Regions from separate parts of the Mus musculus genome. Here all the other regions are linked to region 3. The links are chromatin loops, found by intact Hi-C in ENCODE. Cell type or tissue: left cerebral cortex. All regions are shown on one strand.

What was found. A loop is a pair of places that touch in the nucleus more often than their neighbours do. Peaks named below come from ENCODE experiments on the same cell type or tissue, not always from the same donor. Only the 100,000 strongest peaks of a DNase experiment are listed, where the experiment ranks them.
Region 1: a loop joins it to region 3, with 3 times the contacts of the local background. A loop is called at or near these places in 4 of 42 quality-filtered maps.
Region 2: a loop joins it to region 3, with 2.9 times the contacts of the local background. A loop is called at or near these places in 2 of 42 quality-filtered maps.
Region 4: it touches region 3 in a loop (3-fold over the local background); 9 of 42 quality-filtered maps call a loop at or near these places.

Annotation. Positions count from the first base shown.
Region 1 is chr4:140,073,080-140,081,079 of GRCm38, reverse strand. The region is part of intron 3 of Igsf21 (immunoglobulin superfamily, member 21); the gene reads left to right. It overlaps Gm52685 (a long non-coding RNA gene), which reads right to left. Exons shown (of 3, transcript XR_003955142.1): 3 at 7,812-8,000. Among named protein-coding and RNA genes, the nearest start is that of Gm52685, 6.9 kb to the right of the region's middle. In left cerebral cortex, a CTCF peak has its summit at 4,448; DNase peaks (open chromatin) are centred at 3,658, 4,043 and 4,463; H3K27ac peaks cover 1,440 bases.
Region 2 is chr4:140,369,661-140,377,660 of GRCm38, reverse strand. No RefSeq gene overlaps it. Among named protein-coding and RNA genes, the nearest start is that of Gm13016, 6.8 kb to the left of the region's middle. In left cerebral cortex, a CTCF peak has its summit at 4,516 (motif pointing right); DNase peaks (open chromatin) are centred at 4,655, 5,643 and 6,016; H3K27ac peaks cover 1,027 bases.
Region 3 is chr4:139,872,780-139,880,779 of GRCm38, reverse strand. No RefSeq gene overlaps it. Among named protein-coding and RNA genes, the nearest start is that of Gm1667, 34 kb to the left of the region's middle. In left cerebral cortex, CTCF peaks have their summits at 2,159 (motif pointing left), 3,324 (motif pointing left) and 7,993 (motif pointing left); DNase peaks (open chromatin) are centred at 2,131, 3,305 and 7,986.
Region 4 is chr4:140,139,108-140,147,107 of GRCm38, reverse strand. All of the region lies in intron 2 of Igsf21 (immunoglobulin superfamily, member 21), which reads left to right. Gm13029 (predicted gene 13029) reads right to left here and starts at 4,235. Exons shown (of 3, transcript NR_153821.1): 1 at 3,831-4,235; 2 at 3,468-3,627; 3 at 2,120-2,503. In left cerebral cortex, CTCF peaks have their summits at 3,032 (motif pointing left), 3,739 (motif pointing left), 5,218 and 6,432; DNase peaks (open chromatin) are centred at 1,100, 2,768, 6,435 and 6,729; H3K27ac peaks cover 93 bases.

The DNA of each region.
Region 1 (8,000 bases), 200 kb before region 3:
TGGTACCTTCTATCAAGCCCACCCAATTCCCCCAAACATCAGTTACTGCTTCCAGGACCTCCTGTGTCCCCCTGCATCCCTGATCCCCAGGAAAGAGCCACACAGCGGCTGACCCTCCTCCAATCATTAGTCGTCTTCCTTGTTCCTGGGAGCCAGGAAGTTATTTTCTAGGTGTGTGTGTGTGTGTGTGTGTGTGTGTGTGTGTGTGTGTGTGTGTGTGTGTGTGTGTGTGTTGGTATTAGTGTATGTGTAGGGGGGGTGGGTGTTTGTATTTGTGTGGGTGTGTTTGTATTCATGTGTGTGTGTGTGTGTGTGTGTGTGTATGTGTAGCTGCATCTTTGGGTAGGGTGCATATGATGCCAGAGATCTAACTGTCCACACTGACAGGGTCTTTCAATAGCTTGGTGTATTCGCCAGGGTTCTCTAGAGTCACAGAACTTATGGATAGACTCTCTATAGTAAGGAAATTTGTTATGATAACTTACAGTCTGTAGTCCAATTCCCCAACAATGGTCAGCTGTGAATGGGAAATCCAAGGATCTAGTAGTTGCTCAGTGCCACAAGGCTAGTAGATCTCAACCGATGTGCTGGCAAGTCAATGCAAGCAGGAGAAGAAGAGCAGATCTTCCTTCTTCCCATGTCCTCCTGTAGGCCTCCAGCAGAAGGTGTGGCCCAGATTAAAGGGTGTGTGCCACCATGCCTGGATCTGGGACTTGTTTTGTCCCAGGCTGACCTTGAACTCAGAGCTCTCCTTGCCTCAGTCTCCTGGGATTCATAGACCCTATGCTTCAAGATCTCCATGCCAAGATCCAGGTCAGAACCTTGTATCTCCCAGCCTCAAGATCTGGATCACAGGTGAGCATTCTAATTCTGGATTGTAGTTCATTCCAGATGTAGTCAAGTTGATAACCAGGAATAGCCACTACACCTAGGTTTCAGTGACTAAGTTAGTCTGGCTGGCAAGCCAGCCCCAGGGATCTGTCTCGGTCTCCCCAGCCCTGGGATTGCAAAGGCACCCCCAGCAGCCTCAGCTTTTATTTTAACATGGGAGAGATTTCGTTTTATTTTTGGGCTTCAAGATCACGGGGAGGGGTGTGTGGGGTGGAGCAAGGTCCAGATAACCTGTAGCCTCAGCCCCCTGAACAGCTGTGACTATAGGCATGTTACTACTTACTAAGGACAACTTTGTTGGGGGGGGGGTCTTTTTTGTTTTCCTTGCTACTTTGTTTCAAAAAAAATCTTCAGTGTCTGGGGTGGAGAGAGAGAGCCTTCCCTTTACTCCTGCAGGGCAATGGCTAGAGAGAGGGCTGCCACTCCCAGTTCGAACAGATGCTTTGCCTTTCTGAAGGGGTTGGGGCAGAAAGTGGGCCCAACCTCACCAGCCAAGAACACCACATCAACTGGGTCACAGAATCCTGTCTCATGGAGACTTCTGCTCACAGCAACCATTGCCACAGGGCTCTGAGTGCCACTATGCATCCGTCCCTATAGGAGCGCTACCTGGCACGGTTTATCAGGTCGCCCTTCCTCAAGCACCTGCAGGGAGTGTTCATGCCAGGCCCTGTAGCTGGGCCCATCCTCTCTTCATCTGCTGCTGGCCAGTGTCACACCCCTCTCCTTAGTATTCTTGCCTGTTAAATGGGAGGTGGCCAGCCACTCTGGCATGCTGGACCTGAGGACTCTCTGCTGAAACCGGGCAAGTCAGGGACACCCCTCCTGCCACCCCACACAGACCCAGGACTTAGATGGTCACACCGGTTAGATAAGCAGGCTGTACTAGGCAGTCTGGGAAGGGAAGAACAAAACTATTTACATTCCGTGTCTGTGGGGGAGGTGCCTTTGCTCAAGGGACAGGCACTGTGTGTGGAGGCCAGAGGTCAGTCTCAAGGACTGTTCCTTAATGTCACCTATATTGTGTTTTGAGAGGGGCCTTTATGGAGTGCGTCCATTAGCTTAGAATCCTCTTGTCTCTGCCTCCTTCATGCTGGGATTACAAGTACTCCTCACCATGGCAAGTGCTCCCGCATCATGGCAAGTGCTCCCCACCATGGCAAGTGCTCCCCACCATGCAAGCCATTTTCACATGGATTCTGGGTTCTGGATTCTGGAACTTGAACTTAGGTTCTTGCAAGGCAAAAAACACTGAGATGTCTTCTCAACTCCAGGGACAGCCTCTTCCTTCATCTGCCCCTCCCCCCATGTCACCTTTGTGAATCCACCCTTCTCCAGCGGGCTTTTGCAAAGGGCTTTCTGAAAGAGAAAATTGAGGTGCGTCACAAGAGGTGTGTGTAGGTGTAAGGCCGTCGCCATTTTTAATTCTAGACTGTTCTGTCCTGTCTTCTGGGAGTTCAACTTCCCTCTTTGTTACCAAGTGGCTCAGGGATGTGCCCACACAGTGCTTGAGGGTGACTCAAGTATCACCACTGCAGGTGACTTTCATCAAGTCAGATGACACATGCTGCCCTTGGCCTGGGTCCAGAGTCTGTGTTTCTTCTAGACTAGGCTTGACTCTAAGTCCATCTCTAGGGGGAATGAAAGTCAGGGAGGCATTGAAGCTAGCAGAAGTGGCTAGGAACAGAGAGGCTCCAGAGAGCAGGATAGAGGCTGTCGTGAATGTGTGTGTGTGTATGCGTGTGTGAGTGTGTGAATGTTTGTGTGTGTGATTAGCTTTCTGACAGCCCCCGTGGTTGAGGGGAACCCTGAAGGGCTGTGACATCTGTCCTTTAATTCTGTCCATTGGCACCTGCTATGGTCCAAGCATATGCAAGTTCTACCTTCCGGTTTGGGGGTTGGAGAAGCCCCCACCTGGAACCACCTAGCCTGTTTTATGGGCAAATTTCAACAGAAGGAAAGTCCCAGATCACAGGGAGAACCAAGAACAGGAGACCCCAGGTATGTGCACTGGCCAGCTGTAGCCTCAGCTCCCCACCCCCACCCCCTGCAGAGCCTGTGAGATGCCTTGGCCCACCTTTGGCTGGCAGGCTCCCAGGGGGATTTCTGTGCTTGCCTAAGGTTGATCAATGTATCCAGCACCAAGCGGGGTCTTCCACTGAGGAGCCCACCCCCAGCCAAGTTGTCAGTATCCTTTCCTGTTGTCCCCAGATACCTCCCGGGGGCCCAATTCTCCCACCAGTAACTAGTCTGTCTCCCAGGCTTGGGACATTGAAAGGGACTATGAGGGAGGTTGCCTCTAAGCGGAAGATAGAAGGCTAGGAAGACAGCTAGGGACAGGGAACAGCTGGGGCTGGCTGAGCAAGTGCACATCTGGACGACTGGCCCATATTAAATTATTCCCAGTCCCGGGCCAAACTCTTCCAATTGCACAGGCACAAACACGAGACGAGACACAGGGCAGGAACCGCACTTCACCTTTAGCTTTCCTACAAGGAGTAAGCAGCTCTTATTAGCAAATGTCCAACAGCACCCAAGGCTGCCAGAGACTTTACGGCCATTTTTATTAGCTCTGCCAAGGCAAAGCAAGCATCAGCACCAGTGGGCATGACTCTGAACTGAGAGGGAAACAGGTGTTTGAGGGAGACACGGGGGGCTGCAGAGGAGGCAGCAGAGCAGCCATTGGAGGCAGCCCGGTGGCTTCAAGAGCTGGACAAACTTCATAACCCCACACTTGGTCTCTTTCCAGCAGGGGTGAGGGACAGCTGAGCCCAGCAGGCTCTCAGCTCATAAGATTGCAGGGGGTGTGTTTAACCTACTTGCAAGAAAGAACTCTTCCCAGCCCCTCAGAGGCTTGGTTTCCATGCAAACAATGCTGTCCAAATGAAAAGGTACTTTCATCTCTTCATTAAAGTGCGGCCTCAGAGGACCCATTGCTACCTGAATCCGCACTCTTAGCCCGCAACGAGGTGCCTCGAGTGTATAAATGAAGACGTTTGAATTACAAAATGCCGTTTAAATAGAGTGCATTATACAAGTTTGGTCCTGAAGAGTCTCCTCATTTGATTGCTGGATTTTGGCACGAGACATGAGGCCACACGCCATTTTCTTCCCTCCATCTGTTCCCTCCTTCCTCCTTTTTGGGCCTGAGCCAGATCTGAGCTTGCAGCTACACTGGACTTGATCCTTACAAAGGAAGCCTGGAGTGGGCTGCAAGTGTGGGGAGGGATGGGTTGCATCCCCACGGTTAGGAGATCACCATGGCAGCAGGATGCAGGTGGAGCAGACTGGATGGGCTGGGGAAGGGGGGTGGAGGGAAGAGAGGAGAACAGAAAAGAGAGGTCCTGTTCGAAGGAGAGGCCCATGATGGAAGGAAGGAAGAAGTCTGTCTGTCCCTGAATGTATGTACCCTACCAATGCAAGGAATGGGGAAGAGGGGACCAGAGGAACCGGCTTGCATCTCAGTGACAAACCACTCCCTACCACTTTCCCAATCTGTTTTGTCTGGTTGGTACTGCTGTATCGGGGCCTGAAAAGTTTATACTCCACCACTAGGGTTCACCCACGGCCCAGGAGCCTTTCCACCCATGCTGCACCCCTGCTGCCTGCTGGATTTGGAGTTCTGGTGTAAAGCTCACTGCCAATGAGCACCTTAGCTAGGGAAGCAGGTTGGATGCCCAGGACAGGTGTGCAGAAGAGATGCTTTTAGGAGGCTCACGAGTGGCCTACGTAGAACGGCAGAGCTCAATCAGAGGAGCTGGCTCAGCAGGTAAAGGCATGATAGTACACATCTCCACGTACGCATGCGCTCGTCTGAGCTCAACCCCTGGGAAAAGAGAAATGACTCCACAATGTTGTCCCCTAGCCACCAATACATGCCACAAATCACACGCCTATATGTGTACATCCACTCACACCCAAAATAATACACTTTGAACATAATTAAATCTGAGAGGATTGGGAAACTGACTCACCAGGTAAAGGTGTTTGCTGCCGAGCTGGACAACCCGAATCTGACTCCCAGAACCTACTTACGGTGAAAGAAAACTGACCCCCACTGCTTGTCATCTGACCTCTACACGTGTGTCACGCCATGTCTATGCTTATGCACACCAATGCACATACAATAAATAAATAAATGTGATGACATTTTTAAACACAAAAAATAAAGGCCAAAAAGGCACTGAGGCGAGGGAAGGGGTACTTATCGGAGCCCTTTAGAGCAGTGGTTCTCAACCTGTGGGTCGCGACCCCTTCGGGGAGTTGAACAACCCATTTGCGGGGGTGGCATATCAGAATCAGATATTGTGAGCATCAAATATTTACATTACAATTCATAACAGTAGCAAAATTACAGTTATGAAGTAGCAACAAAAATAATTTTATGGGTGGAGGTTTCCACAATGTGAGGAACTGTGTTAAAGGGTGGCAGTGTTAGGAAGGTTGAGCACACCCAGCCATGTTGTCCCTCTGTGAGCACACAGGAGAAACGAAAGCAGATACCCATGGATGCATTGCGGCTGCCTGGCTAATGGTGAGAGCCTAAAGCAACACAAGCGACCATCAGTGGTCAGACAGATAAAGATGCCCACATGGCGGGATAACACTCACAGCCAGATCCACACAATGGCTCGTGGTCTGGTGGTATGGACAAAGGAATGGCAAGGTAGTGACAAAAAATGGGGCTCTGCGTTAAAGGCTCCAACCCCAAACTGGTGCTACACCAAGTTAAAAGATTTTAAAAAAAAAATATATATGTATGTGGGTGGAGGGAGACAGAGATAGAGTGTCACGGAGAGATAGAGCAAGTGTGTGTGTGTGTGTGTGTGTGTGTGTGTGTGTGTGTGTGTGTGTGTGTGTGTGCGCACGCGTGCCCTCCACAGCACATGTATGTAGGCCAAAGAGCATCTTTCAGAGGTAGTGGAATCTCTTCTTCTACCACACTGAATCAGTACTTTCCTTCTTGTGGTCCCTGCCCCTGTGCTAGCTGACCCACAGCTTCCCAGTGACTCTCCTGTCTCCACCTCTCCTCTCACCACAGGGATTAGATGCATTCTACTGTATCCAGCTAGCACTTCATGTGGGGTTTGGGAATCAAACTCAGAAAGCACTTTAATCTACTAAACCATCTCCCCAACCCAGTGGATGAGCTTTAAGAGGTGGGTCCCGGTGAGCAGTCTTTAAGTTATTTACGGTATATCCTTAAAGGGGAGAACAAGACCTGCCTCTTCCTCACTTATCGTTTCTGGGTTATTCTGCTTCTCCTTGCCACCCACATTCTGTCACAGGCCTGAGAGAGCAGGGCCAAACTCTACCACCTGAAATTTCTGAAACAATGAGTCCAGAAGAGCCCTACTTTTGTTTAAGGTGATTGACTCAGGTATTTTGTTACAGCAGCAAAACTAACACAGAAAAGCAACAAGGTTGCATGCCCCATAAGATACAATTTAGAAGGCTGGAGAGATGCCTCAGAAGTTAAGAGCACTGACTGCTCTTCCAGAGGTCCTGAGTTCAATGCCTAGCAACCACATGGTGGCTCACAACCATCTGTAATAGGATCTGATGCCATTTTCTGGTGTGTCTGAAAATAGCGACAGTGGATTTACATACATAAAATAAATAAATAAATCCTTTTAAAAAAAAGATACAATTTAGAGATTGCAGATCCTTGGCAATGTGTTTCCTAGGGATAGGTGTGGATAGTACGGCCATAGGGCTAGATAAGGAATCTCTGGCTTGTTTGTTTGTTTGTTTGTTTGTTTGTTTGTTTATATAAGGTCTCTGTCTGCATGAATGCCTGCATGCCAGAGAGGGTATCAGATCCTCTTATACATGGTTGCAAGATGCCATGTGGTTGCTAGGACCTGAACCCAGGACCTATGGAAGAGCAACCAGTGCTCTTAACCATGGCGCCATCTCTCCAGCCCCAAATCTGTGGTCTTGTAAGCATGGGGGAGTGGACTGCAAAAATAATGACGAAGCTTCAGGGCAGGCAATGCGTGGGATCACTACGTTGATGGTGGCCATAGTTTCAACATGCTGGAACCTGTTAAATACGCCTGCCGTGTAGTTCAGCAGTTACACTTCAAGAACGCTTAGGACAAAACTTAAAACCAGCAAGCACTGGGGAAGCGGCTCAGTTGGTGAAACACTTGCTGTGTAATTGTGAGGACCTGAGATTGAACCTGACACCCATGTAGAAAGCCAGGCACGAAAACACATGCTTTCATACACACACACCTGTTTGCATGTGCAGTCACATGCATGTGAACACACCACCACATGTACACACACACACACACACACACACACACACACACATACACACACACACAAATGAGCAATAAAAATAAATGCAGAAGAAAGGGAAGATAGAGAGATGACTTGGTGGTTAAGAGCACACGCTCCTCTTCCGGAGCACCCAAGTCCGATTCCCGGTACCATATTAGATGGCTCACAAACACCTGTATCTCTAGCTGGGGACATCTGCTGCCTCTGGCATCCTTGGGCACCTCCAGCCCTGTGCACAGACACATCCACATAATTAAAGATAAGAAATAATAATGTAGCAAAATTTAAAGTGTAGAAAACCCCTGCAGAATGGTGAGACTCTTGGGCTACATGCTACACAACGGTAAAACTAACCTAGCAAAATACAAAACCCCCGAAGGTGACAAGGTGGGACTGGTTGTTTTTTATTATTATTATTGTTATTGTTATTATTATTATTATATTTAGGATGACCTTGCTCCTGAGGCAGGTTCATTACTGTCCAGCTCAATTCCTCTGAGAAGGAGGGAGGTGTCTACGCAGACAGGTCAGAAAAACAAGTCCCCAGTGTCTCCATTCACGCGTGCGTCTGGCTGGCTGCTGGCTAGAGACTAAGCATTGAAAACAGCATGAGGCAGTGGCTTAATAATTTGTCTTAAAATTTTAATCAATTAATGGCATAGGAGAAAGTAGGGCAAGCGCTGAGAGCTTGCCAGGCTCAGTTCTCTGGGTGTTTGTGCATTCCTTCATGGGGTCTCTTTAAAGATCCACCGCTGGCTTTCCCCGTTCCCCAGCAAGGCCACAGGGTCGAACCCTGCATCCTTTCCCTGGTCAGGTTC
Region 2 (8,000 bases), 500 kb before region 3:
TGGCAGTTGCCCTGGCAAGGACACCTTGGAATACGTTCCAGCCACGGGGAGTAACTTGAAGGAACCTGAGTTCCTACTGTAGAGCTGTCCTGGTCCCGCGCTGAGTCAGATGGGAGGTGGCTGAGCTGAGCCGGGATGTCATCCTGGCTGCGAGCAGCCAGCCCACAGGCCAGCCGGGGTTAATGTCTCTCCATCTCGGTGATAACTTGATCAATGGCTTCCCTTCACCCTGTTCCTCCTTGAAACTTAGGTCCTTTCTTGGCTGATTCCTGCCTGGTGAGACCCTGAGTGAGCCATTACTGCTTAATTACTGGCTAAATGGTCTAATTTGTTCTTCATTTGTTGGCGACGAGGCCAGGCCGTGGAAGCGGAGAGAGAGCAGCAATTTCTCCAGGAACTTTAGCTTTATGATAATAAATGCACTGCACCGGCCCCCTTCTTCCCTGCCAGGCTCTGACGGCAGGCAGGCGGGGTTGACCACGGCTCTACCACAGCCTAAGTAAGCCCTTCCTTCACCCTCCCACCAGCCGGCTCGTCCTTCCCTCTTAGTCTGCCATGGTCTGGACACCCTCGTGCCTTCTGCCTTCTGCCTTCTGCAAATAGGATTTGGATCCAGTCCACCTCTGACCTGATCTTCTAAGGGTTGCAGGGCCCCTGGGTAGAGGAGTGAGTCTGGCCCTCATTCACTCTTTGAAGGCAGTAGGGATGAACCCAGGTGAGCAGGTGACTCTCGGTCCAAGCACACTGATGTACACACAGAGAACTCGGGCACTCGGCTTCCTAGGGTGCTCCGAGGCTGATGAGCTGTTCTTCCCAGAGAGGAGCTGGCAGAGGAACGCACGCATTCTGATAGATTCCAAATTACTATTATAGAATAGACCGGATAAGAGGAGGCCAGAATTAACTTGTGAATGGTTTTCTTGGGAACTTGAAGCAGGTTGAGAGACAGACATTATCTTGTGACAAAAGTCTCCTCTAGGTGTGACTGCATCCCTCAGTCTTCTCTCAGTGATAGATAATGAGCTCTGAAGTGTGTGTGTGTGGGGGGGGGGCGGCGGGGAGGGAGTCGGGGTGGGTGGGACGGCGGCTGAGCTCCGAGTTTGAGCTCAGGCGAGGGAACAGAGAGCCCTTCCACATGTGTGGGAAGAAAGACCAGGGGAATGGTGGGAACCAGGTGGGGTCTGCTCACCTGTGAGGCGGAGGATGTTCAAGGCTAGCCTGAGCTAAATGTGAGATCCTGTCTCAGAAGTCCATGTTCCAACAAAGAGGGGTCGGGGGTGGGGTGGGGGAGATGTTAGAGGCTGTGCCAGTTCAACAGGACAAAGTGTCCCTTGTCAGGGTGATCCACCACAGGGAAAGTGTCTGTGCTGAGGGAACAGTACAGGCTGTTGGAAGGGGGGACCTTAGGTGGGGCACCCACAGAAGGGACAGGAAGGAAGCAGGGCCACAGGATGCGACTCTGAACTGGGGTACAGACCCACCCTGACAGCCAGCCACTCCTGACCTGTAGAGCTGGTGTGGCCCTTCAGAGTCCACTTGAGTCGGGGGTGAAGTCTGGGGGGGCTCAAGCCCTTCCCTAGGAAACAGCAAGATTTGGTTATGATGGCTTCCTGCAATGAAGCCATCCTTGAAGGAGACCGGAAGTTCAGGTCTGTGGGCAGGTGGCCTTCCCAGGAGCTGGGGTACAAAGAGTGCTTTTGGAGGACTCTGGGTGGCTCCTGTGAGACTCAGGGCAGAGGCTCCCACACCATGTCTGCTGGGCTCCAGGTCTGCTCCTCTCGGCTCTGTGCTCCAGGCGTCACGTCTACAGCTTTTATCCCGGATCCTCACCGTTTGCCGTCAGACCCAACCTGGCCACCAGATGCCTGGTAATCTTTTCTGTTCCTGTTGGGCCCAGTCTGACTCTGCTATGCCCTTCTGTAGAGGGAAGATATGACACCCCCCCCACTCTTACCAGCCAGCTCCTGGGTTTACTACCCATGGGAAGCGGTTCAGCAGCTAGGAATGTCACATCAGTTATACCTGCCCCCTCTGTTTCGTTATGCGTCTGCAAAGGGACACAACGTGTAGTGGATAAAGCAAGCCAATGCTGGATTCTGAGGGTCTGGGTATACACCCGTGCTCCCCACTAGCCAGGTGCATGATTTGAGCAGATAAACTTCTTTGTTCCTCAAGTTCCCAACCTACAGAAGGAGGAGTTATCAGGGGATGCTATACCACAGCACTAGCTGGTTCATTCCCCCACCCAACCCTGAGAGCAATGCCCAGTGCACACACACAGTACCTGTGTACCTGGCATTGGTGCGTATCTTAGTTTGTTTCTATTGCTGGGATAAACACCATGACCGAAAGCAATTAGGAAGGAGAGGGTTTATTCTAGCTTATCATAGAGGGGGGAACCTGAGAACAGAATCCGAAGCAGAGGCCACGGAGGGAATACTGCTCGCTGGCTTGCTCCCCATGGCTTGTTCAGCCTGTTTGCACTTAGAACCCAGGATACCAGCCCAGGGTGGCACTGGGCACTATGGGCTGGACCCTCCCACTTCAGTCATGAACCATGACAATCCTCCCATGACAGACTTTGCTACGAGCCAATCTGATGGAGGTGTTTCTTAGTTAAGGTTCCTTTCCCTAGATGACTCTAGCCGATGTCAAATTGACAAAAAAAAAAAAAAAAAAAAAAACCCTAACCAAGCCAGGCTGATGTTTGGTAGGTCTTTGTTCTCAGCTGCCATCTGTACTTAATTGGAATTGACCCAGAGAAGATGCAATGCTAGGAGAAACTGTCCCGACGTTCGAGCAACTGCCACATATTGCCACCAGGCAGGTTATCCTGGGACAGACAGGGTGACTAAAGAGGTGTTTTATGTTATTTGAAATGATTGTGAAAGGTTTTGTTTCCCTGATTTCTTTCTCCGTTCATATGTCACTTGTATATAGGAGGGCTGTGGATTTTTGTGAGTTGATTTTGTATCCAGCTTCTTTGCTGAAGGTGGATGTCAGCTGTCGGAGTTCGCTGGTGGGAATCTTAGGGTGGCTTATGTTTGCTATCGTATCATTTGCAGACAAAGCTACTTAAGAGTTCCCTCTTTCCTATCTGGATCCCCTTGGTCTCCCTCAGGGGACTTATTGCTCTAGCTAAGACTTCAAGCGCTATCTTGAATAGGCAGGGAGACAGTGGGCAGCCTTGTCTTGTTCCTGATTTCAGTGGAATTGCTTTGACTTTCTCTCCATTTAATTTGATGTCGGCTATAGGATGGCCATAAACTGCCTTTAGTGTGTTGAGCTATGTGCCTTGTATCCCTACTCTTTCCAGGATTTTTATCCTGGAGAGGTGCAGAAAAATATAAACACCAAGTAAGCCGAAAAACTTTCAACTCCCAATCTGTCCTGCCTGCAAGACATGCTAGGGCGATGACAGCACCGAGCTGTGGGAATAGCCAACTGAAGTCTGATTTGACTGCAAGAGATAGAAGCCATACCCAACTCTGACTGGGCAGCCAAGAGCCAGAGGCTGGATAGCCCAGAGACGTAAGATAAATCCAAACACTACTGCTCTAAAAAGTGTATCGATAAAATGGCTCCTAATAATATTCTGCTATACTCGTAGATTGTTGCCATGCCTGATTATCACCAGAGACACTTCCTCCTGAAGCATATGGGACCAGATGCAGGGACCCACAGCCAGACATCACACACACACACACACACACACACACACAGTCCTTGGAACACACAGCTCTGAATGGGATGTCTCCATCAAACCCCTCCCCTCAGGGCTCAGGGAACCTCATGGAAGAGGAGCCAGAAAGAGTGTAAGAGCTGGGGGGACGGAGGATACCAGGAGACCAAGGCCTCTACATCAACTGAGCAGGGCTCCCTTGAACTCACAGAGAGCGAACCATCAAGCACGGGGGGTGGGGGTGGAGGGGTGGGGGGTGGGCACGGGGCCACGCCAGGTCCTCTGTGTATATATTAGAGCTTCCAGCTTAATATTTTTATGGGACTCCTGAGCGTGTGAACACCTGGGTGGGGCTTTGACTCTTATGCCTGCTTTTGAGATTCTCTTCCTTCTGCTTGGTTCAGCCTTGATGTGATGGGTTTTGGTTTATTTTACTATATTTTTTATTTCGTCAAAAATAAAGAGGGTCTGTACCAGGGACAGACTGTCCCTGCTCCTCTATTACATGGCATGGGATCTAGGGCACCCCCAAGCCCAAATTGCTTATCCCCCCCCAAAAAAACTAAAGGTCCAAGGACTGAGCTCAAAGAGTCCATTATCCCCAAGTCTGGATTGCCATGTCTTAATTACTTACAGGAGCCAGAGAGGGGACCTGGACTCCCTCACCCATTATGCGCACCTGAGGTGGGAGAGAGACAGCGGTGTCCACCTCTCTGCAGGGGGGGGGACACCCATTCTCACCCACAAAGCAGTCACATTTGCCTTCCTAAGACTGTCGGGTCTTTTCAGGCTGAGGGTCCCTGGTGGTCTGCTGGGCGTGGGAACCGTAGACTGTAGGGGCCAGCAGATGGCAGCCTCTGTCCTGTGTCTACCCCTGGGGTGAAGTTTTCCAGCTGGAAGCCTCCCTTGCATCTCTAGTCAGAAGGTATAGAATTCCTGACAGCAGAATGCCCTTCCCCCAGCGTACCTGGTTTGCTCGCTTTGCCATGGCAGCTGTCAGAGACTGTGCCTCTGACGCAGATGTCTCCCAGAGTTTTTGTCTGGCCCGTGTCACCGACTGGTTCTCCTTACCCCAGCCTTCAGAAGGTATGTGCTGCAGAGTCTGGGGAGTAGCCCAATTCATCCCTGCTACCTCCCACAGGACACTCTGAGCTACTCCCATGCACGTGGCAGAGGTCCCAGGACACAACTGAGCACCTACTGTGTGCTACACAAGCACCTACTATGTGCTGCCTATCCTTTCTTCCATGGTGTGGTACAGATAGTGATAATAGGAAGGAAGTTGATGAACAGTTTCCAGAATTCCTTCCTTCCTTCCTTCCTTTCTCTCTCTCTCTCTCTCTCTCTCTCTCTCTCTCTCTCTCTCTCTCTCTCTCTGTGTGTGTGTGTGTGTGTGTGTGTGTGAGAGAGAGAGAGAGAGAGAGAGAGAGAGAGAGAGAGAGAGATAGGGTGTGTGATAGGTCAACCTTGGGTGTCATTCGGAGCTGTTCACCTTGTTTTTTGAGGCAAGATCTCTCACTGACCTTACGCTCAATGATTTAACCAGGCTGGCTGGCCAGGGAGCCCCAGAATCGACCTGCCTCTGCTTCCCCAGTGCTGGGATTGAGGGTGCAGGAAATGTGGGTTCTGGGGATTGAACTTGGACCCTCATGTGGGCACTTGATGGCAGGGCAGCATCAGAGGCAGGCAGAGCAACTGGGCGCTGTGGGGAGAGGCTCCATGCACCCAGGAGTCAGCCACACCGGGGTCTGAGCTATACATGAACTGCAGTTGTAGGACCTTGAACAAGGACTGTCTTCGGTTTCCCCATTCAGTAGAGTTGGACCAGGGTGCTCTCTGAGGCTCCTCCAGCATCTTGGCATCCGTGAACACACCTTTTCCCGGGACTAAGGCTTAACACAGCCCTCGTACGGGTGGGCTGGTTTAGGTGCAAACAGAGTGGGTTGTGTGTGGTGGGTGTCTTAGTGGCGCATCTGCTGCCAATATATTGGCAGTGCTGCCACCACAGGTCCCAATTTCAAAATGCCAGTGCTTGGGTGACAAGCCTCTCTTTTTGGGAGGAAGGCGAGTTCTGAGGTAAGGTGGAACTTATGTGTGTTTCCTCAGACCAAAGCCACCCTCTGAAAATCGCTGCTCAGGGCTGGGGAAACAGCGCCTTCTCCTCAGCAAAGAGGAGTCAAGAGGAGCATTGGAGAAGCGCTCTCCAGGAGACCTGGATTTGAATCCTGAAACTGGGTGGCTCTGGGGACACGCTCTGATTTTTCTCCGGGCGCCACCTCTCTCACTTGTCTGGGCTTCCCACGCACAGGCTGTTAAAGTGTTTTCTGGAAGAGGTGGGCTCTCGCCCAGCACTGGCTGTGCCAAGTGGGTAGGTTCTGAGGAGAGCCCGAAGGCTGGCACTGGGGAAAATGTCACCAAATCTAGCTCCTCCGAGGAGCCCAGCTCAGCAGCAGCCTTGGGTCCTTAGCAGTCCTGAACAGCAGCAGTGGCTGTATTAACAACTCCAACTGAGCATGCGCCGGATGCGCCTGATGCCTTGATGTGCCAGAGGGTCACCCTAACCCTCTGCCCTCAAGCTCTCTGCCTTTATGGACTTCACCTGAACACTGAGGGTTGCCTGTCGGACCATCAGCCCCGAAGACCTCACCAGTGGGCAACTGTCTCAGAACTGCTGGGTGGCAAAGCTTCAAGGATGCTGCCAGACAGCGGCTTGTGCTGTGCATGTGCTCAGATCCTCGCTGGGCACCGAACCTCTGCAGCCTTCACCCACCCCTGCTGACCCTGTGAGCTCAACTTTTCACTCTACTTGAAAAAACAAATAATTGTATTTATTTCATTTTCGTGCTAGTGGGTAGGTGTGCCTTAGCAGCCCATGGAGGTCAGAGGATAACTCAGAGGACTCAACCTTCTCTTTCCACTATGTGGGTTCTCGGAATTGAATACATGTTTCCCAGCTTGACCTGGCCGCAAGCGCCTGTGCCTGCTGAGCCATCTTGCCCATCTTTTGCTTTCTGCCCCTTTGCTCAAGTACTTTCCTGTCACTTGGTTGTTATCAGGGTCTAGTCACAGAGGTGGTTCACAGTTGCGCCTTCCTGAATACTGCTCTGCTCCCAGCACCCAGAGTAGTCCCTGCGTGTAGTAGATGCTCAGTAAACACCCACAGAACTAATGAAGTGTGAATACATGAATGATGTGGAGTGAGAGCATTTGCTCAGGCTCAGTCTTTCAAGGTAATGTCTTGTTGGCACAGCAGCAGACAATAGGTGAAGGATGTGCCAGAACCCAGGCTCCATACTAGCCTCAGGGACCACTTCCCCCAGCCAGGCTCAGTCTCCCAGAGGCAGAAGGAGAGTGTCACAGAATCAACCCAGTGCTGGAGAGATCTTAGATCCCTGCAAGGACATCCTGGGGCTGATCTGGAGGGAGCAGGGCTAAGGTTTGAATGTGTACCATGCTGTCTGGCCAGTGAGACCAGACTCCTAGGTAATTTGGCAGGACTCCTGGAACTGGAGAGGACTCAGACCCTCACAACAGAGGCTTCAGAGAGCATTTGGCTCCTAGGTGTCCACTGCCTTCTGCAGGGCGAAGGTCCAGGGATGAAGAGACATGGGGGTGAAGTTCTGTGTGGCAAGCAGGGACCCCTGCCCAGCAGTGCTTCCATCTGGGACCCCAGAATCTTGGGAGAATTCATTTCAGTTCTTTATAAATGATCCAACCTTGGGTAGCTCTGAGGAGTTGCTTTTATGTGCCAGGCCCTGCGACTCTGGTGCTGAGAGGAACCCATGTGTGTCACATGGGAGCTCACGATGCCTTTGAGGAGCTGGTGATGGTATGAATGTGTGTGTGTGTGCGTGTGTGCGTGTGTGCGTGTGTGTGCATACATGTGTGTTTCTACATGCATGTACATATGTCTGCATGTATGGTGTGCATGTATGTATGTGTGTGTACATGTGCATATGTGTGTGCATGTGCATGTGTGTGTGGTTGTGTATGTGCATACATGTGTCTGTATGTATGGTGTGCATGTATGTATGCGTGTGTACATGTGCATATGTGTGTGTGCATGTGCGCGTGTGTGCTTATGTATGTGCATGCATGTGTGTTCCTGCATGTATGTACATATGTGTGTGATGTGCATGTATGTGTATGTGTGTGTGCATGTACATATGTGTGCATGCTGTGTGTGCATACATGTGCATTCCTGTACACATGTACATGTGTCAGTATGTATGGTGTGCATGTGTGTACATATGCATATGTGTGTGTGCATGGGCATGTGTGTGCATATGCATGTGTGCATGTGCATGATGTGTCTATG
Region 3 (8,000 bases):
TCCCTCATCTCCTCTGGATCAGGACTTCTAATCTGTCACACTGTCACATTCAGGAGGCTCCAGTGCCACCTTTCCCATGGCAACATGCGGGCGGCAGAAGTGACAGAAGGTGCTGGCACATTGGCCACCATAGCCGGGGGTGTCCAATAGCAAGGGTCCTGTGTGGGGAACATGATAAATTTGCTGAATGAAAGAACCCCAAGAGGCCAGTTTGTCCTGTTGGGACTTCAGGTATGTACCACCACGTTCAGCTTATGAAATGCAGAGGATCACGCCTTGTACATGCTAGGCGGGCACACTACCAAGTGAGCCCCACTTTTTTTTCTTTTTCTCACAGGCTGCAAGGTTCTGGATCTAGAACCATCACGGATTCCGGCTCTGTCCTCGCATCAGTGGGCCTGACTCACAGGTGTTTCGCTAACCTCATTCTGTACCAGACATGCTGGAGAGAAATACATTTTAAAACCACGTGCAATTTAAAGCGAGTTTAATCTGCATGTCTGGGGTTCATTAACACGTAGATCATCAAATTAGGGATGGCTCACAGCTGTTTGACATTCGAACGGCCTTCTGAGTATCTTTAATAAGTGCCTTTAAATATCATTTTCCCTAGAATTTCAGGGCTGTGTTTCGAGCATGCTGATCTCCAAATGGGAATGTGATTCAATGCACTGGGCTCCATCCTGCAGGAGTGCTGCTAACTTGGGAAGGTTAACATAGAACCTTCTTCCTGCTTCTCCTGTCCCCACTTCAGTGAGTAGTGGCTCCTGGCTGGCCAAAGTCACATGCTCAAGTGTCCCCTTGTCTGTGGCAGACATTGGCTGTTACCCTGGTTCTCTTGTGATTCTCTGGGGGGACAGGGATTTTGGTATCCACCCCTTGCCCTGTTCCAGGGCTTCCTGGGACTTGGCTGGACAAGTGTGGTTTCTTGTTAGAGTGTTGGCCTCAGTGTGGCTCTGCAGCCCAGAAGAGAGGATGGAGGGCTATGGGTTATGCAGGAAGGGATGAATTTTTCCTCCACTTGAGCCTTGGCGATCTGGGTTGGGGCTGTATGTCTAGAGCCTTTTATCATCACTGGAGCCTTCAACGAGCCCAGGGGCAAGAGGCCAGGCAAGCCAGTTGAGGCCAGAGCTAGGCACCCAGAACTGACTGCACCTACGATGTGATTTTCTTCAGACACAAGGTCATTACGGGTCGTGAGCCCAGAAGAATGAGGTCACCTTGGAGTGGGTAAGCTGCTGATGCCCTGGGATTGAATTGTAAAAGAAAGGGGCACTGACACTACCAGGCAGCTAGAGGTGACACAAAGACACGAGATGCCAACCAGCCACAAGCCAGGAACATCAGACCTGGAGTCCAGCAGCCCTGGCAGCCCTTGGTATCACGTGTCTGTATTCCAGAAATCTGAGGAGTAAATGCCTGTTTAAGCTGTCGTGTAAGCATGAGTTTGGTTCCTAGAACAGAGAGAGAGAGAGAGAGAGAGAGAGAGAGAGAGAGAGAGAGAGAGAGAGAGAGAGAAAGGGGAGAGAGAGAGAAAGGGGAGAGAGAGAGAAAGGGGAGAGAGAGAGAGAAAGGGGAGAGAGAAAGAGAGAGAGAAAGAAAGGAAGGAAGGAAGGAAGGAAGGAAGGAAGGAAGGAAGGAAGGAAGGAAGGGAGAGAGAGAGAGAGAGAAAGAAAGAAAGAAAGAAAGAAAGAAAGAAAGAAAGAAAGAAAGAAAGGAAGGAAGGAAGGAAGGAAGGAAGGAAGGAAGGAAGGAAGGAAGGAAGGAAGGAAGGAAGGAAGGAAGGAAGAAAGAAAGAAAGAAAGAAAGAAAGAAAGAAAGAAAGAAAGAAAGAAAGAAAGAAAGAAAGAAAGAAAGAAAGAAAGAAAGAAAGAAAGAAAGAAAGAAAGAATTTGGTAGTACATGCCTGCAGTTCCAGTTCTGGGCACGTAGAGACAGTAGGATCCCTAGGGCTCACTGGCTGGCCAGTGCAGCCTAATGGGTGAGCCTCAGGCCAGTGAGAGACCCTGTCTCAAAAAAGCAAGGTAGGGGCTGGAAAGAGAGCTTAGTGCTAAGACCATGTTTTGCTCTTGCAGAAGACCTTCAGTACTCAGTGCCCAAACGATGGCTCCCAACTGCCTGTATCTCCAGTTTCAGATGGGATCTGATGCCCTCTTCTGTCCTCTGAGGGCACATGCATGCACAGACATGCTGACATTCACACATATACAGAAATCAAAAGCCCCAGACAAACAGAACAAGGCAGACGCAGCCCAGGAAAAATAGCCAGGATTGCCCTGTAGCCTTTTCGTGGATGCACACACACTTGTATGTGCACCTGCACACACACACGTGAGGCATGCATACACACTTTATGTATGCACCAGCATGCACACTTGAGGCATGCACACACACATGTATTTGCACTTGTTCACACACTTGGGGCATGGCACCTTTTATAGACAGACTGTGGGAAACTCCAGAGTGTGTGAAGTCAGAGTATGTGAGGTCAGAATAGACTCCACAAGGTATTGTCTCAAAAAAAAAAAAAAAGTCACCGTTGTCTTGTAAGGCATAGCCTGAAATGGAAGGGCTTGTGAGGCTCCTGAGTAGGGCTATGAGCCTCTAGTTAGACTAGGAGGTCCCTGATGGCAGCTTTATCCCATACTATGGGTACTGTATGCACAGAGGGTTCAGGTCCTTGCCATTGCTTTGGGAGGGCCTGGGTGCTGGCTCAGAGGGTGTGGGTCTGTCACTTGAGGCCCCCAGCCTGCAAGTGGCAAAGCCCAGATCTGACGCAGGTTTCCGGAGACTGGACATTGAATTTAAACCAAGGAGCCTGCCTTTAATCCCAGCACTCGGGAGGCAGAGGCAGGAGGATTTCTGAGTTTGAGGCCAGCCTCGTTTACAGAGTGAGTTCCAGGACAGCCAGGGCTATACAGAGAAACCCTGTCTCAAAAAACAAAAAACAAAAACAAAAACAAAAAAAACAACAAAAACACAAAAACAAAACAAAACAAAACAAAACAAAACAAAACAAACAAACAAAACAAGGAGCCTGTTGCCTCTGTCACCTCCCTGGGTGCTGGCTTCCTCTAGGGGATATGGAGGGATGCTCTGGGCTGGGTTCATTGCTGCTGCCTCCCTGACTCTGGTCCCTGATCTCTGGATTATCTGTGTGAGCTTCCTTCCTACCTCATGGGGAGCTCAGACCTGCCATCCGACAGAACAGAGGGCTGAAGACCTTAACAACAGGAACCGAGGCCACTCCTGAGGACACTGGCTGAACCCAGGCTGCTAGTGAGTTGGCAACCAGGACCCAGTCACCTGCTGCCACCTGCTGGAGACAGAGGCACGGTGGCTGGTACACCCAGACTCACTGTGCCCTACCTCCTTCCCACACTGTCAAGGGTCCGTCTAGTGACCCAGAGGCAGGTAGCTTGGTTTTGTCTGTCCCTCCAACAGGTAAAGTCACTGGAGCCATCTGACCTTGTCACTAGATCCCAGTCACAGATCTGCACCTGCCTTGTTACGCTAACTCATTCCGTATTTGCTGAATAGAGGCGGGCTCAGTCAGTCAAGACCACTCAGGCAAGAGGCTCTGGGAGCTTCTGGATGGGGCAGGAAGGAGTGGGGGGGGGTTGGTCTCCCCACAAGTCACCTCTGGGAGTCTTGCCTGCTAGAGGCCTTGCTCTATGCGAACACAACCTAAATAGGAATGTGTCCTGCTTGCCTCTGGGAGCACTCTCTCCAGAGCTGGGCCCCCCAGTGGGAGGCAAGGCTAGGTCTTCTGGTGGCTTCATTGACTCCTGAGCTGGAGCCTCGCCTCCCTTATTGCCAAGTCACGCATTTAAGGTCCAACATGGGACAGAGCTAAGCTGAGGCCCCAGTGGGCTGAGGGGCCTGGGACTGGCCAGTTACAACCACACTGTCAGGATGGCCCAAACAGGGACATCTGTTACAGTCTCTCCAAGGTGGAGGAACTTGCCTGAGGCTGCAGAGCCAGCAGAGATGCAGGCCAGGTTCTGCCTCCAGTGCTGCAGGAGTCTACTCCTCTGCATGCTACAGGCATCTGCCCTTCCCTTCTTGACCTCTCCATCCTGACGGCCCACCTGTTCTTAGGGGTGCCCTCTCTACTCCCCTATGTTCCAAGACTTCTCCACCCTTCCCTCTGTCCCGGGGGAGGCCCTCTTCCTTCAGGAGACTCATCTTGACATCCCCTTCCTTGAAGCAACTCGTCACAGGGAGAGGCCAGGTCTATGTTGCCCTACCTCCTGTCCTTCCCTTCTGTGTAGAAAAATAATAAAATGAAATGAATAAATGAACCTGCTTCTTCAGGCCCACGGCAGCCCAAGCCGCTGTCATGTCAGACTCCTGGCATTTTCTCACACAAGGCAGGCCCCTGTCTCTCACCATCAACCCTTTCTGTCTCTGGCTCTTTGTATCTTTTGTTCTCTTGGCCCGGTCATTTGCTCGGACATGTCATAGCTGAAGGCCTCGGTCACAGTGTACCTCCGAGACAGCTCCTCCCCACCTCTGCCACATCGTCTCCTTGCCTCGCCCTCTGTTTGCCTCTCTGTCCTGTCATGGCAATCTGCTGACCCTCTGACTTCCTCTCTGACTGCGTCTCTGACATGTGACCCGCAGGGCAGGGACTTGTCTCTCTTGTGCACTGCTCCCAGCTCCCATCGAGCACTCAATAAACACTCAGTAAATTAATGAATAAGTCAACTAATCAATCGAGCAATCAATCATGAAGTTGAACTGTTTGTTTTGTTTGTTTTTTTTAAGAGTTCCCGAGTCCAGAGTTGCCACAAAAAGCCAGTCTCAGTGTCCTACAAAGGCATTGCTTAGCCATGTGGTGCTCAGCAGATACTTCCGGGGCTTGGAGATACACCTCAAGTCAGGATTCAGGATTGATGCAGGTGGATGTCTGCCTTGGCCCCTGAGCCTGGTGTCCCTGAGAGACTGGTTTGTAGCAGTTGACAAAGCTGCGGTTGTCCCCCTGGGCTCCACATGAACGGAGCATCTCCACCTTCACTGTGCCCCACACAGCCTTCTCCAGGTGTGATGGTTGCTACTAACTGTCAGCTTGACACAAGTTAAAATCTCCTGGGTATCACATCCTGGGGATGCCCGCCCCCACCCCCACCTCCTCATCCCTATCAGATTTCCATTCATTCTCATAGCCATCTGGGCATCTCTCCTGTCCCTCCCCACACCTGATACTGAACCCCATCCCCTATTCCCCTCCGGATCCCCTCTCCCACCCAGTTTCCTCCCTCCATCTGCCTCCTATGACTATTTTATTCCCCCTTCTAAATGAGATTCAAGCATCCTCGCTTGGGCCTTCCTTCTTGGTTAGCTTCATTGGTCTGTACAGTGTAGCATGGGTGTCCTGTATTTCATGGCTAACATCCACTTATGCGTATGTGACACAGACCTGGGATAAGGGAGGCGCCCAAGAATCAATGGGAGTGACCTTCGCTGTGATTCACAGTACTGGGGATATGGAACCTGAAGAGGCTACCTCCTGTAGCCAGGCAGGAACCCCAGTGGAGCCATAGGGACACCAACCCACCTACACACCTTTTGACCCAAAATTTATCCTGTCTACAAGAAATGCAGGCAAGGGGGATGGATCAGAGACTGAGGGAGTGGCCAACCAATAACAAGCCCACCTTGAGACCCATCCCATGGGCAAGCTCCAATCTCTTGCACCATTAATGATATTCTGCTATGCTTGCAGACAGGAGTCTAGCATAACCATCCTCTGAGGGGCTCCCCCAGCACCTGACTCAGACAGATGCAGACACCCACAACCAAACAGTGGATGGGGCTCTTACAGAAGAATAGAAGGAAGGATTTTGGATCCCTAAAGGGACAGGAACTCCACAGGAAGACCAACAGAATCAACTAACCTGGACCCTTAGGGCTCTCAGAGACTGAACTACCAACCGAAGAACACACACAGACTGGATCTGGGTCTCCCCACACATATGCAGCAGATGTACAGCTTGGTCTTCGTGGATTGCAAACAACTGGAGTGGGGGATGTCCCAAAAGCCTTTGCCTGTACATGGGATATGTTCTTATAGCTGGGCTGCCTTGTCTGGCCTCAATGGGAGAGGATGCGCCTAGCCCCTCAGAGACCTGATATGTCAGGGTGGGGGGATACTCAGGGAGCCCCCACTTGATCAGAGGAGAAGGGGAGGGTTGGGGAAAAGATTGTAGGAGGGTGTGACTGGGATAGGGATATAAAACTAAATAGATAAAAAATAAAAGCATCCCCTGGGTAAAGGGCCTCTGGGCATGTTTGTGAGAGGTTATCTTGATTATGTTCACTGAGGTGGGAAAACCCAACCACTGTGGGCGGTACCATTCCTTAGGCAGGGAATCCCGGGCTCTATGAGGGAAGGAGAGTGAGTTGAGCTCTAGTTCTTCTCTCTTCCTCTGACTGAGGACCAGGGTGACCAGCTGCCTCGGCCTCCTGACTCTGATGGACTGCACCTTGAGCAGGGAGCTGAAAGAAGTAAAACCCTTTCTCCTTTAAGTTGTTTTTGTCTGAGGTCTCACTAGGTAGCCCTAGCTGACCTAGAACTCGCTTTATAGACCAGGCTGGCCTCGAACTCACAGAGACTCACCTTCCTCTGCCTCCCAGGTATTGGGATTAAAGGTGAGCACCACCGCATTCAGCTTGTCCGAGTATTTTATCTCAGCAACGGTAAAAACAAAACGAAACAAAGATACCAGGTTAAGGACCCTTCATTAGTCATTTAGTCACTCATTCATTAATTCATTAATTCATTCAACCTCTATTTACTGTAGAGTAGGAAAGCATTTAGTCCCCTGAACCTGGGTTCAGATCCCGCCTCTGCCACCGAGAACATCATGGCTGTCAGCCATCCGTCTAAAGCTCAGCGGTCTCAGCCTGCCCACCTGTAATTAGAGACAAGTTTCCTCTCCTTTGTGGGGGTCGGTCTGAAGAAAAGGAGTCAACCAGACCGGTCATGACACTTGACACCTGCCATAAGGGATGGTCACTTCTGTCAAGATGTCTACAAGCTGCCCGGCTGGATCCTCAGGTACATCAGACATATCAATGACCATAGGACCAAGGGACAAATATCACCAGATAGAAGAGCAGACAGCCTCAGGGAACAGTGGGCTTAAGGACTTGCCCTGGGACCACAGCTGGACTCCAAAGTCCCCATACCTGCTCAGCCAGGTCAAATCATCCACATATCTTATTTCTGTTTCATATATACATATATATATATATATACACATATACACATATACACACCTACACACATACACACATACACACATACACATATACACATATACATATACATATATATAGTATATGTGCGCATATGTATGCACATACATACATATATATAAAATTATGTATCTATTACATATATACATATATTACTTGTGTATATGTACGTACATATATATGCATATACATACATATATGTACACATATAAGCATACACATATACACACATACACACGTTTGCGCACACACACACACACACACACACACACACTTCTTTTGCAATTTTAGGGAGGGATGCAGGCCTGGGTGCACTCCCCATTCCCGGTAGGCTCTGAGTTTTCATCCACTGGCTCACTGGGAAGAATATGTCAGGAAATGGAGGTTTCAGTCAGGAGCACAAACCTCCCTTGTCCAACTGGTAGGTCCCAGAGAGATGCCGAGCCCTCTTCAGCCCAGAGCCTGGGGTCCCACATCAGTATATACAAGGAGACAGAGTCTAGGCCTGCGAGTGTAGAGACGCCAGCCAGCCTTCCCTCCCCTCTGTGGGTTCCCCACTCGCTTCAGATGCCAAGCAACTCCCTGATACAATCAGGAACACGGAGCCTCGGGACTGGCCAAGGTCACAGCCAGACCCTTACTGCAGTCTGCTGGGCCACCATGGTGATCATGAGACCCCAGAAGAGAGGCTCCACAGCCCAGCCACAGCAGAGCCTTGACTCTGCTGCCCTCTGGTG
Region 4 (8,000 bases), 270 kb before region 3:
CCTGAGGCCTAGAGCAGTCCTGAGCATGTGGCTTGGGGTGGGAGGGAAGAAACGACATCAGATAACTTTTTCAATCCTTCTCTGCCTTTGTTTTGAGGCAGGGTCTCTCAGAGTCTTGAGGTCAGTGGTGCAGCTATAGTGGCTGCCACCGAGCTCCAAGGATCCTGTCTTTACCTCTCCAGAGCTGAGAAGAATAAGAAAGGAAGGAAGGAGGGAGGGAGGGAGGGAGGGAGGGAGGGAGGGAGGGAGGGAGGGAGAGAGGGAGGGAGGGAGAGAGAGAGGGAGAGAGGGAGGGAGGGAGAGAGGGAGAGAGGGAGAGAGAGAGAGAGGGAGAGAGGGAGGGAGGGAGAGAGAGAGGGAGAGGGAGAGAGGGAGAGAGAGAGAGGGAGAGAGAGAGAGAGAGAGGAGATTTCTGGGGAAATGTAAAAGTTGATCGAGCAAAGATTTTTATTACAGTGTGAGCTTTCCAACCACAGATAGAGTATCTTGGGATAGGTGGCTTCCCCGCTTGAAGGTGTCTAAGCATCTGTCAGAGTGGCTACCCACCAGCACGGCAGTAAGGAAGGCTCACAGCCAGCTGAGTGACTCTTTGTGGTTCTGATCTGGGGCTCTGGACTGTCCCAGGCTGCATGACCCTGCAGTGTCATGGTAGAAGGGATGGAAGATCTGATGGCGGCCTCGCTGATGGTGCCTGGGTAGCGTTCTGCAGAAAGCTGGTGTTTGGATGACTTCCGTGTGCTCTGGGAACCAGAATCACCTAGAAGTGACCTCTGAGTGGACATCCATGGGCGAGGTCAGCCATGCCTGCGAGCTGAGAGGAGAGGACACAGGAAGGAATTTTAACTGAAGAGGGCTTGTGCCCTGTGGCCCTAATAAAGCTTATCTCTGTCTGTGATACTCACTCCAAGCATAGCTAGTGCTATCCACAGGTCTGAGGACAAGGGTCATTCATTTCCTGTCATCCTCTAGAGCCCCATAGTACCCAACCCCAGCCTGCACTCCCATTTTCCTCCCCATGAGCTCTTTCTTCCATGAATACGGAAGCCGGGGGCGGGGAATTCAGAGGCATCCAGGAGCTCCCAGAGAAGGAGCAAGAACAACAGCTTAGAAAACTTACATCAGGAAGGGTGAAGACCCTGCCCAGGCCGTGAGGCTGGAGTTAGACTCTAAGACTGAGTCCTCTCTGCTGAGAGCCCCGGGAGACCAGGTCCACTGCAAGGGGAGGTGAGAACTCCTGAGTGGTTAGATCCCTAGGAAGGGCTGAGCCCTCTGAAGTAAGAGCCTGCAGGTTGACAAGACAGGGCTCAAACCCTGACTCCCCCATAGTGAGCATGAAGGCTATCCACAGTGTTGGTCAGCTGCAATGCTGGGTGTTTGACCAGCCACCTCTGAATACTCAACAGCTGGGGACAATGAGGCTCAGAGAAGTACACTAGCTGGCCCCTGGTCTCCCGTCCAGCAAGGTCCAGGTAGATCTAAACACTAGCCAGTCTGGTCATCTTGATGCAGGTCTCCAAGGTTTCTGGGCCATCCACTTCCACTCTAAAGACAGGAGGAGGATGCTGGCAGAGGAATAGACTGGGCCAGAGGCTTCAGGATGCTGTCATCAGCGCCTGGCTAGAGCCACCTGTCTGCAGAGGCACAGACCCATGAAGACATTGTCAACATCAAGCAAGGATGTGTGGGAGACACGGCACGGTTCACCTAGCCTGAGATGAGCACTCGGGGCGGAGAGGCAGCGGCAGTGTCCCCCTCCCCTCCCCATCCTTACAGAATCCTCCAAACTGAATGCTTCTTTAGAAAATGCTGGGTGAAACTGTCCAGAGGTGACTCCTTGTGGAGGCAAGACACACAGAGAGAGAAAGAGAGACCTCAGCCACCCTGGGGATGGAGGCAGGAGCCTGGGTCAACCAAGCCTGCTTGGGAGACAATTCAGCAGCTGACGCTGTGTTGCTGTTGCTGTTGTTGTTATTCTTCTGTAAGGTGGCAGAGTGACTCCGATGAGCGTAAACATGTATTGTGAAGCGGTGGTTCTTGGGGGATATGCTTTAACGGCTATAATAATCATCTTAATTGGCACATTAATTATACGAGAGCAGGTGCTTCCAAAATAATTGCGGATGTTGGAAAGCTGTTTATTTCCTTAAGTGGCTCACATGGTCCCCTTTAACCCTTGAATAGCAGACCACTCAAGGTACAACCTGGACAGGAGGGAAGCCCATCTCATCTGTCAGTGCAGAGCCTGGGTGATCCACCCCCCCGCCCCAAAATCCTCAGGTCACTCCTCAACCCTCCCGGTGGAGAAGAAGTGTCACCAGAGAGCTTGGGTTTTCACACGGAGGTCTTGTCCCAGCATGTACTCTGCTGAGACAGATAACGGAGCCTGGTGATAGAGAGGAATCCCCTAGCTTAGAGCCAGGACAGGTGTGGCATAGTGAGGGAAGAGCGGTGCAAAGGGTCTGAGGGCAGCCCACCTCAGCTTCATCCGGTGCTCAACGAGGGTCTGAAAGGGAAGGAAGGAGAAGTCTTGTGGGTCAGGGGACCTGTCCAGAATACATTATGTTCACCTGCCATGCTGTTGGGTTTGGACATAATCCATGAGGGGTGATCCAAGATGTTTAAGAGCAGCAGGCTTGCCACCATCCAATTTTATAAAGTTGCTGTCCTTGCACAGAAAGAATTGACAATATCTCCCGATTGGCACGGCCATCATGAAGCTTTGCATCCCCGCTCTGCCCACGCATCCCCCTTCTTTCCTCATCATAGCAAATGACATCACCACCCACAGATTTCCTCAGCCAGGACTCTTAAAATCTTTCCCGTCCTCTGAGTCTGTTGCCACTACTCATTCACATCTCCTCCTGTTAGTCAACTCTCAACACCTGCCAGGAGTCCATCTCTCCCCGAAGCCTTGGTCAACACTTGGAGCGGGCCACTCACTCACTGCACCCTTGTATCCTTGCCCAGCCTCCCTGTCCCCATCCACATCCCTGAGCAACCAGGGTGTCTTTGAGCATCTGTATCAGGACAGCGCCCTCCCCTGGAGTGGCTTGGTACTGCAGAATAAAACAAGAGGCCCACATGGGGGATCCTCGCATTATGCCAAAGCCCAGGAAGACGGGTGCTTGAGGAGTGCAGGGTTTTCAGCTTCACAGAAGGAAACCCTATGCCTGGGGCAGGCTGATCTGGAAGGAGAGAGAGCTTCAGAGTCTACCTTAATCAGTGAATAACAATTAGCTCCTCCCAGACTACCTTGCAACCCTACTGACCCATCCCTGTCCCCACCCTCTACCCCTACAAGCAGCCTCAGAAGCCCACAGTGCCCCTCATGGCACACTGGGGTCCCTGGAGAGGGAAGGAAACTGCTGATGTATGCAGGCCAGCCATCTAGGCAAACATTGTACTGACACTCGTCAGTTCTGGTAGGCTGTCTTTCAACTTTCTTAATTGTTATATAATTACATCACCTGCAAATAGCAATGACCTTCCTCTTCCTAATGCACGAAGAGGTAACAGGCCCCGGAGTGGCATCGTCTCCTAAGTCATCAACACTCAGATCCTGCAGCCAAGATGCTCAGATTCCAATTCACCCTCTTCTTAGACTTTCTGTGACTCTAGCAGGGTGGGCTGGAGAGACGGACAGACGGCTCAGTAGTCAAGAGTGCTTGCTGCTCCTACAGAGGACTTTCCCAAGGTTACCTGAAGCTCCAACACCAAGGGTTATAGCACCCTCTAGTGGCCTTCGAGAATACCAGCACTCACATGACATACACACATAAGCAAGCAAACAGGCAAATGAATACATGAGTGAATGAATAAATAAATCTTACTATTTAAGGTGGTTCGATGATACCCGACACAGGCTCACATAGCTGAATTCTTGGTCCCCAGTTGGTGGAACTGTTTGGGAAGGATTAGGAGGTGTGGTCTTGTTGGAGGAGGTGTGTCACTGGCTTTGAGGTTCCAGATATCAGTGCCATTCTCAGTGTCTCTGCCTCCTTCTTGTGGATCAAGATGTGAGCTCTCAGTTGTTCCTGTCGCCATGCCTTTGTTCTGCCATTGTGGTATCAGACCCTGAAACCAGAAACCCTGTTCAATGTGATCTTCATGGTGTTATAGCGATAGAAAAGTCAGTGACCCGCTATGTAAGCAGTATTTTTTACTTACTGAATTTGTCGTCATTTCTTAATTCATTCCATTGTCTGAAACTTTCAGAATTCTTGCAAAAAAAAAAACTTCTCCTGGGTTTCATTATTTAACTAATATTTATTTACCACTGATTTCTGATAAATCCTTTTTTTTATCATGCGTGGGAAGGCTCCCTCTATTTCAATTTTCCTAAAGATTTTTAATAAGGAAAGTTAATTAAATGTTCTTTAAGGACCTATTGAAGTAATCATATGGTTTTTCTCCTTTAATTTTCTAATGGGATAGATTATGTTGATGGTTTCCCTAATACGGAGCCTCTGTTGGGTTTTCATAATTTCGCTAAACAAATATCTAGTGCCCCAAATTAAAAGAACTCTCCAGTACTTATTTATTGGTATTATAAATGGAGCCTGTTTTGTTGGCTTTTCCGCAGGTCTCTGGGATGTAGGAGTGCCTGGCTATTGATTTTCTGTGTGCACTTTTTATCTACTCTACAAATGAGATGTGCTTGGCTCCTTGGCTTTCTCTCCCTCTGACTGGTCTGATCACCCTGTCTCCCCAAGTTGATGTTATCTCCTCCCCCTCTGAGGTTTTTCCGTGAATCCGTGTGTGAGGAGTGTCTATTGCAGACCAGGCACAGGGCTGGGCTCTCTGACGCTGGCTCCTGTCGCTCCCCGTAAGCCCAGAGTGGTAGCAAAAGCATCTCTTCAGCTGATGTAGCAAGGGCAGGGGTTCAAAGAGGGGAGGCCCCAAAGCCACCCTCAGGCTGGTGGAGATTCAAGCACTGTAACCCTCAAGTCACCGCCACACACCGCCACACACCGCCACACACCGCCACACACCGCCACACACCGCCACACACCGCCACACACCGCCACACACCGCCACACACCGCCACACACCGCCACACAGCCCCCCCCAACAACCCCCCCCCCTCCGCATGGTACCTTGCCCTTTGAGAGACATGAGTACCTTAACCTTGACCCAGAGAGGATGCTGGGACTGGGATCGTAGTGGTCAGAGCTGACACCGACTGGGAGGAGAGATGTTTTTACCCTAAACCTTCACAATGCTCGCTGAGGGTTCGAGTGGCTGGGGTTGGAACTGCAGCCTGCCTTACTCCTGGACTTTCCCCAGGGCTAAGTGAGACTGGTGACATCTCAATGCCCACCGGGGCCCTCTCTGCCCACCTGCCTCATAATGACTCAGCCCTGGCCTTCCTGCTGCAGCGAGCTCTCAGATGCTCTTCCTGGCCTCCAGACCAGCTCCCTCCTCTCCCCAGTGTCTGCGCCTGGCAATCCGGGTCCTCCCACCTGCTTAGCGAGCCCCAGTTACCTTAATTTCCCCCACCCCCCAGTCCTTACCTCTGGTCTCCGGCTGATTCTCAGTACCTACTTTGGGCTTCTGACCCTTGGATTTCTCTGGTCTCCTGCAAAGATGGCGGCTGACATCTTACTGGGCAGCTTCTGCTGTTGAGCGCTATGGAAGGAGGGTTCCTGCTAGGAGAGCCAAGGCAGCGGGTGCCTTGTGTGTTCCAGTCTCTGGGGCTCACATTCAATCATGTCAGACGACCGTGTCGGTTTGAGGCAGCACGTCCAGTGTGCCTGTTCGGCAGCAGAGGGCTGCTGTGCACCTGATCCCCCAAGCCCAGCAGCTCCCTGGGTACAGCTCTCTGCCCTAGACTCTTGGAATACAGTGGGAAACCCATCCTAGCTTATGTGGGACTCTGCTTCTCATTCAGGGAGGAGAGCTGAGCCCCCAAGAACTTCCTGGGCTTCACCTGAAGCCCCCACCCACTGTAAGACAGGGATACTGGGGGCTCGGGGATAAGATGTGATTTCTCAGAAGTCACCAGGCTGGAATTTGAACCCAGCCCTTCCGGTCTCAGACTTCTCTCTAGCCCGTTTCTTGTTTCCTCACAATGCTCAGCTCTGTCAGGCTGCAAGAGCACATCTGGATGCCTGGTCTATGCTGGGACAGGTGCAGCAGACATAACCCCTTCCTCCTCGGGGCTATCAAAGCCCTACCTGGGAGCCTCCACCCAAGGTGCCACCCAGTGGACACTTTGCTCATCTGGATGGCGACCTGGACCGAGAACATGATCATCCCTTGGTAGTGAGCTTCCAGAGTCCTCGCCAGAGTGGAGTATGAACATCTGAAGCCACAGTTAGGTTCTCTCAGACACTCCAGGCTCCAGACAAGCAGCTTTCTTGGTAAGGCTGGCCCCAAGCCCCTCATGGCTCTCTCTGGAAATAAGGGAACCAGCACCCCCTGTCGGGTGTTGAGGGAATCACGTGCTGTTTGTGGGAGGGCCTCCCACCGTTTCCCATTTATAGCAGAGGGTTTATATGAACACGCTAAGATTTGATCTGATCGCTGAATCACCACACCCAGCCTATGGTTTGTAAGTGGAGATACTGAGGCCCAGGTCAAGATGAGTTGACTTTCCAACCAACGAGTCCAACCAACAAGTGTGGGTTGGCATGGCGCCCAAACTGTGGTGGCTGGACATCTGTATGTACGTTCCCAGCCACCCCCTCACTCTTCACAGAGGACACATCTTGGGACCTGAGTGCTCCAGTCTCTTCTACACAGTTCCACTATGGGGCTCTGGAGATGACTCAGAACACAAAGCGCTTGCCATGCAACTGAGAACAGCTGAGCTCCTATCTCCAGATCCATACGAAGCCAGCGCAGGCCCCTCACTCCAACACTCCTCCAGGGAGACTGAAGGCAGAAGCAAGAGAATTCCCAGAAGCCCGTGGGCTAGCAGTGAACGACACGGAGACCCTGCCTCAAAGCAAAATGGCAGGTAGAGAGACCCACATGGGCTGTCCTGTGTCCTCCACGTGCGCACCAGGGATCGAGGGGGCCTGTGCTCAGCCACACACAAACATGAGCTGACACATAAAATGCCACAACATCTGAATTTACCCTACACAGTCCCCCGCGGGCTTGAGTCACCTCTGGGTGACGTCTGCTGATTATTTAATTATTCGCCTTGTTCCCCGTTCATATTACTGTACTCGTTTGAGAAACATCAGTAGGGCTGGAGGGATGATGGCTCAGCAGTCAGGAGTGCTTGCTGTTCTTGTATGGTCCCTGGGTTCTGATCCCAACACACACATCAGGTGGCCCACAGCCATCTGCAGATCCAATGCAGTCCCCACGTGCAATGCACACACGCATACACAAGAATAAAAATCTTTTAAGAAGGACAAAAAGAAGGAGAAAAATGCAGACACAGCAAATGTGTATCCTGGTTGTATCTCCAGTCTGTCCTCAGTTGATCACCACAAACTCAAAACCCAAGACAGTTAAGGGAAGAGCCACCCCTGTTCCGTCTCCCTCCTCCCCCAAAACTCCTCTCCTATACACACGGATGTATTAGCTGACAGAAATAAAATTTAAAAAGCCCAGAGTTGTCTCTGAGACCTGGGGCATTGGTAAGGGGCACAACTGCCCACAGAGCCTGAAGAAGAAGCCCAGACAGCTTGTAGGGATTAAAGGCTCCCAGGCTGAGACGTGCCTGGCTCTTTTCTGCTGCCCCCCCCCCCGCACCCCAGGGGTGACTGAGTCTGTGCACGCCCCAGGACCTGGCAGACCTGGCCAACTGGACTTTTCTGAGAGATTCAAGGCACTGGGTTGAACCCCCCTCTGCTCTCACACAGTGCAGGGCTTGCTCTCAGCAAGCAGTGCTCAGTGGCAGTTTTCTCTCTGTGGCTCTGTGGAGGTCTGTGGCCTGATTGATGGAGGCCCCTGTAGAAAGTGGTGCTGGGATTTTCCATTAGAACTGGGAAGCTCGCTGTTAGAGCTTTTTAGAAGGTCAGAGGGTAGGCTTGGAAAATACT